Linked DNA regions of Homo sapiens: region 1 is linked to region 2. A link is a loop called in an ENCODE intact Hi-C map of the cell type or tissue named here. Cell type or tissue: CD4-positive, alpha-beta T cell. All regions are shown on one strand. Each heading gives the region's core, and the rest is flanking DNA. Links, peaks and the distances in the headings are about the cores only.

What was found. A loop is a pair of places that touch in the nucleus more often than their neighbours do. Peaks named below come from ENCODE experiments on the same cell type or tissue, not always from the same donor. Only the 100,000 strongest peaks of a DNase experiment are listed, where the experiment ranks them.
Region 1: a loop joins it to region 2, with 2.6 times the contacts of the local background. A loop is called at or near these places in 4 of 110 quality-filtered maps.

Annotation. Positions count from the first base shown.
Region 1 is chr15:33,186,159-33,189,073 of GRCh38, reverse strand. The region is part of intron 2 of FMN1 (formin 1); the gene reads left to right. Among named protein-coding and RNA genes, the nearest start is that of FMN1, 7.1 kb to the left of the region's middle. RefSeq lists a silencer at 281-340. In CD4-positive, alpha-beta T cell, for the core only: no CTCF peak of the experiment used is centred there; no DNase peak of the experiment used is centred there.
Region 2 is chr15:33,125,510-33,128,424 of GRCh38, reverse strand. The region is part of intron 4 of FMN1 (formin 1); the gene reads left to right. Among named protein-coding and RNA genes, the nearest start is that of FMN1, 68 kb to the left of the region's middle. In CD4-positive, alpha-beta T cell, for the core only: no CTCF peak of the experiment used is centred there; a DNase peak (open chromatin) is centred at 1,774; H3K4me3 peaks cover 792 bases.

The sequences.
Region 1 (2,915 bases), core at 267-2,766, 61 kb before region 2:
TTTCACGATATTTGAAGAACTGAAACTCCATGATACCACACCATCTTAAGGAAGACTGTGGTAGGTTGAAACAAAAAAACCTTAAAGTTTTTTCAAGCAGCAAGCAACAGTAACTCTTATGCCCAAATTTTCTCTTGTTAAGTGACAAGATATTTTTCTAGTTATACAGTGGAGAAAACTGAGATGGGAGATTAAAAGTGACTTGCCCAAGGTCACACACGGTCAGTGGCACAGCCAAGAATAGATCCAGGTCACCTGACTCCCTGGGCTTTGTTCATTACATCACTCAACTTCTCTTTAGGAAGTAACAGCCCTGCAGCCTACGAAAATGAAGGCAGTCAACTCTCAGACTCAGTTTCTAGGTCTTGACTTTTTTTTTTTCTTCATCTTTTGTTAAAATGTATCAATAGCTGCCACATTGCAGCACCATTAGCTAAATTCAGGAACTTAACAGAATTTATTAAGAAAAACAAAATTCTGATATCATAGTCACAAACTTGGCAAATGATAAAGCAAAAGGGAGACACAGCTGAAGACTCCAAAGTAGTTGTGCAGGGACCTTCTGCCTGAACCACATCTAAGAAGGAAGAAACACACAGAAGAGAGGAAAGGGAGATATAGTCTAAGACTATGTATAGAAAGGTATGACATGGACCCAGGGCAACAGCTTCAGGAACACTAAGGTCATGAATAACAAGAGGATTTGAAAAAAATGCTAACTCGACTTTTTTTTTGAGACAAAGTCTCCCTCTGTCGCCCAGGCTGGAGTGCAGCAGCATGATCTTGGCTCAACGCAACCTCTGCCTCCTGGGTTCAAGCAATTCTCCTGCCTCAGCTTCCTGAGTAGCTGGGATCACAGGCGTGCGCCACCACACCTGGCTGATTTTTTTTTTTTGCATTTTTAGTAGAGACAGGGTTTCACCATCTTGGCCAGGCTGGTCTCGAACTCCTGACCTTGTGATCTGCCCGCCTCGGCCTCCCAAAGTGCTGGGATTACAGGCATGAGCCACCGTGCCCGGCCAAAGTTGACTTTTTAAAAAGAGGGCTTTTAGCATTTCAATCAGTGCATGATGTACAAATCCAGCTGCTTGAAAAAGATGGGCCAAATTCACAGAGAGCAAGGAAGCAGAACTACTCAATTTTCATTTTACTCCTGTCATTTTCATTCAAGCCTTGCAGATAAGAGTCTCCATCTACAAAGACAGGTATATGAAAATTATCTCTTTATTTTTTAGAAACCATGTTCATTTCTATTTCAAGCCTTTTCTTTCTGGAAAAGTGGAAAACTTAACCTCAGTCCTTCTCAGTATTATACCACCCCCCAGAGTTGTGTCAAGGCTCCAGGGGACTGACAGTGCCACGGCATGGGAAGAGGGACCTTCTGGTCATTGAGGCATCAGAATGCATGGGTTACTCTGTAGCACCCAGTAATTCTGCTCTCCCAGCTCTCTCAGTTGTAGTCATCTGTGGCTGTGTCCCATTGGAGCTTGACCCACAGAATTCTTTTGTTGACATTTCCTATGGTTCCTACTTACCTAGATATAGCACGCAGGGCTCTAGGGTCTTGTGACCTCTCTGGGGACACTGCCAGGAAGTAGGGCCTGGGTGTCCTTCCTCCAGCATCCACAAGCCTCTTGCCTTCCTTTCCCAACAGCCCTGGGGAGATAATTCTTTTTTCAGGGTTCTTCAGGACTCTTTGTGTTGATAAATCTCACTCCTTTTTACATGCTTCAAGAAATTCCCTGTGTTCTAAGAGTTTAGAATTTTGAGAAACACAATCTAGGAATAATCACAGGCTATTTATCTTTTTCTCCTTACCACATACCTCTCCTGATGCAATGAATTCCAATTCTAATACCTGCCTTAGTGGGGGTTAAGCAAAGGGGAAAATACAAGGAGAAATAAAAGTAAACATAGATTAATATCAATGTTTCTGAATATTACTTTTTTTAGAAGTACAGCAATTGGGGATGTCTGCCTTGTTCATATCTACTTTCTTTTCTCTGGGAATGACCCCAATATATAGGTGTGGGGTCCCTGTAGACATGACTCTGTTCCTGGGCAGGACTAGTTAAACCAGGGATCTGGAAATCTGATCCAAGGTGGGCCAGATGGAATGTCTTCCCAAAACTGGAGTTTTGGGTTGAAGGACTGCATTGACTAAGAGTCACTGGAGTTAAGTCGCAGTAAGAGAAGTGCTCCAGGGAGATACCTGTGAGCCTGATGCAGGAGGCCACTGGAAGCCTCTGCTTTCTCTTCTTCCAACTCTTGGCCTTTCTACTCTTTCTCTGATTTTATGAAACTGCCCATGAATTTCATGAGATTCAATATGCTTCTCTTTTTGCTTAAGGTAGCCAAAATCAGTTTCATTTGCTCGCAACCAAGAGAAACTTAAGAATGGTCTTCAAATTTGCAAAGAAAGAAAAACATGATGAAGAGGAAACTGAAACTTAAGATAGGTGAAGAGATAGTAAGATAGAATCTGGCTATTTAAGATGTGTTTTTCTAATAATTTAAAGTGACAGTTGCAAGAACTGTATTTGTGATCCTGGCAAAACTTTCACTTTTATTTATTTTTTTTTTTGAGGAACATTTAAAACTGTCAGCACTGTTTTGTAGCAGGGTCACTGATAAACTAGAGAACAGTCAGAAATATGTAGGATTTTCGAGGCTAAACACTTTTCTATTTGAGGGCTTGCTGAAGGGCCTGGGATGGTTTACTCAGCATGAGAAAGTGTCTCAGGAAACATGATTGGTGGTCAGGTGTTTAAAGGGCCATTGGGCAGGAAAGGAGTTGGATATACTCACTGCAGCTCTGGAAGTGAGAAAAAAGCACCAATGAAAATAAATGAATGGAAATAGATTTTGACTTAGAAAAGGAGAGGTTTTTTTTTTTTTTTACATTTAGAGCTGTC
Region 2 (2,915 bases), core at 265-2,764:
AAGAATGATTTTGTTGATGAACAAATGGCGGGCAGTTGGAGTTCGGAGAGAGGCTGGTGAATCCTTGAGATCGTCAAGGATCAGGCCCGGAATCAGACCCCGTTGATGGTCGGGCCTAGTCAGCAGCCATGTTCAAATTCCCAACTGTTGCGCTTCTAATTATTGCTCTCTGAGGGTGTTGGAAATTATGGTCTTTGGTTGCTCGTAAGTCTGCTTTTTGCTTTTTTTCCCGGGAGCAATTTGTTTGCTTGCTTTATTTCTCCATCCTACTTCTGTTACACTCTCTACTGCTCCCATCACCATGGTGTCTCCTCTCCCTTCTTCTGGCCTCATTCTTGGTTTTCTTCTCCCATCTTTTTTGTCCTTTCTGTCACCTGACCTGTGTCGTGTCTGGGCATTCTGCTATGATTTGTCTATTTTCCCCTTCCCCCGTTGCCCTTCTGTTACCTTCCTTTCCCCTTTCTTTCCTTTCTCCTGTCCTGTTGCTGCCTCTTCTTCTATTTCCATCTGTCTCCATTTGTTGTAGAATAAAGAGAGGCATAAGATTCCTCGGAAACAGCACTGTCTCACTTCTCTCTTACCAACAGAATTTTTCAGGGAGACTGAGGAATGAGATCTTGGATGTGTGGCAAGATGTAGTTCTCTACAGACACTGCAAGTGGATGTGGCATTGGTTTCCCCTATCATTACAATATAACCTGCCTGAAACCACAGGTTCAGCATAGCTTACGTCCAAAGAGGGTTTCACAGCCCCAAGTGGAAGCTTCAGTTGGAATGGTGCTGAGTTTGATTGGAAAATACTTGTGTTTTAACTTCTGTCTTGGTTGACTAGCTTTAGGATGCTTACAGACTGGTTTCTGTTTTAAAAGGTTCACTGTTTAAAAACTTTATTCAGGTTGAGTTTAATGGAAAGTTACACTTGGGTTTCATTTAGTAAGTAATAGTTACCTATTTTTAGTGTTTTATTTACAGTTAGATGTAGGTTCACTCATTAACTCAAGGAAATAGTTGTTCTGGTCCATCCTTTGAGACTGGTAAAGTGGGTGGTCTGTGTATGAACAGAGTCAAGTTATTTAGAGGGATTTAGGGTCCAGGTTGAATGTGGAGGAGCATTAACCATGACGTTACTTATTTGACGGATTCTTGTTGTGAAGAATAAGGAGGGAGATCTGTGGTTAGGTAGTGATGATCCGACCAGTTGATTTTTCTTGAGATTATATTTTTGAGGAGAAACAGATCTGGCCTGACCTCCTCTCTGTTTGAGAGAATGTAACATGGGAAGTCTGCTACTGCTTGTTAACAGGATGCTATCTCGTTCATCACTCCCCCAACCAGCTCCTGATACAGTGCCTGGAAAACAGCAGAAAGCTTAATATGTCTTTTTGCAACATGCATCTTGCAGTTTTCTCAAACTCCCACATGTAGTCATGACAGCATCTTGCAAGCCTCTCCACAGAGTCAGCCAACCACAGTTCTTTGTCAGGAGTCACCTTACGTTTAATCAAGATGAAACGTTTATCCCACTTTGCAGTTATACAGCCACAGTTATTTATGGGTATCAGTTTTCCTTCCCAAAGTTTCAGAGCCAGAAGACTCGCCAGGAAGGCGGATCGAAAAGAGTTCGGGTTTCATGGCCCTGCAAACTGGCTGTTCCAGTAATCTGTCTTCCCTCCTTTCCCGAGTTTCTGCTCCAGCCTGCCTGTAGCGTAGATTGCTCTTTTATTGCCTTCGCTTCCTGTCTGCTGAGTTGGTCCCATTCTGGGCATGCTGCCAGGATTTGCAACTTAACACTTCCGCCCATTTCCTGCTGCTTCCTTTCTTCTTTCTGGTCTATTGAAGAATGGGCAGAAGTGCTAAGAACTTCAGCTAAATCTATGGAGTTTTTCAGTGAGTTTTGGAGGTACTCAGCGAATAAGAGGAGTAGATGTAGAGTTGGTCTGTCTTGAAAAAATTTTGGACGTTATGGGATCCACTCTGCCCTCTGCACCCACCTTCTCCTCTCACCCTCCAGAAGCTCTGGGCCTCCAGGCTCCTTTTGGTGCACACTGCGTGCTGCTCTGCTGGACTGCCTGCCCACAGTGACCTTCTGCCTCCTCTCTATTAGACTGTTGCCCATCCATGAGGGCCTGGTGCCGTACCTGCCTCACAGTGGTGTTTCCTTGATCTTTCCACCCATCTTCCTTCTCTGAAGTCTAGGAAAACTCTCTGTCTTTAGGTGGTGCTTAATAACACACCATGTCTCTAATGAGGATGTATGCTCCTCATGACCGGGGATAAACTCATTTAGTCAGCAGCTGTGGCAGCCACAGCTGCAAAAGCGTAACATTTACACAGTGCTTTATCACCTGCAAAGCCCTTTCATCCACCTTATCTGTTTTTCACAACTGCACTGTGAGTTTGGTATTACTGTTATCTCATGTGTAGATTTAGAAGCCACTTTCCTAACTTAGTGACTTACTGCACAAAAAAGCCTTCAACCGTGAATTGTTAGAGATGGTTTTTAGAAAGAAATTTGGCACTTTTCAATAGGCTATAGCCAATCAGTCATGCTTGAGAAGTTAAACATTTAGAGATTTAGTATTACTGATGAAGCACATTCTTGATGAACTACATGAAAATAGGAAGGGCTCAGTCACTAAAACAGTGGGAGTTTTTACCAAAATTTCACCATACAAAGTTGGCCATTTAACAGACTTCATTCTTAATTTTTTTTTTTTTTTGAGACACCTGACTAATTTTTGTATTTTAGTAGAGACGAGGTTTCACCATGTTGACCAGGCTAGTCTTGAATTCCTGACCTCAAGTGATCTGCCCGCCTTGGCCTTCCGAAGTGCTGGGATTACAGGTGTGAGACACCATGCCCCACCTATTCTGAATTTTTTTAAGCTGTAATTTAGATATCCAAATTTGAGAAG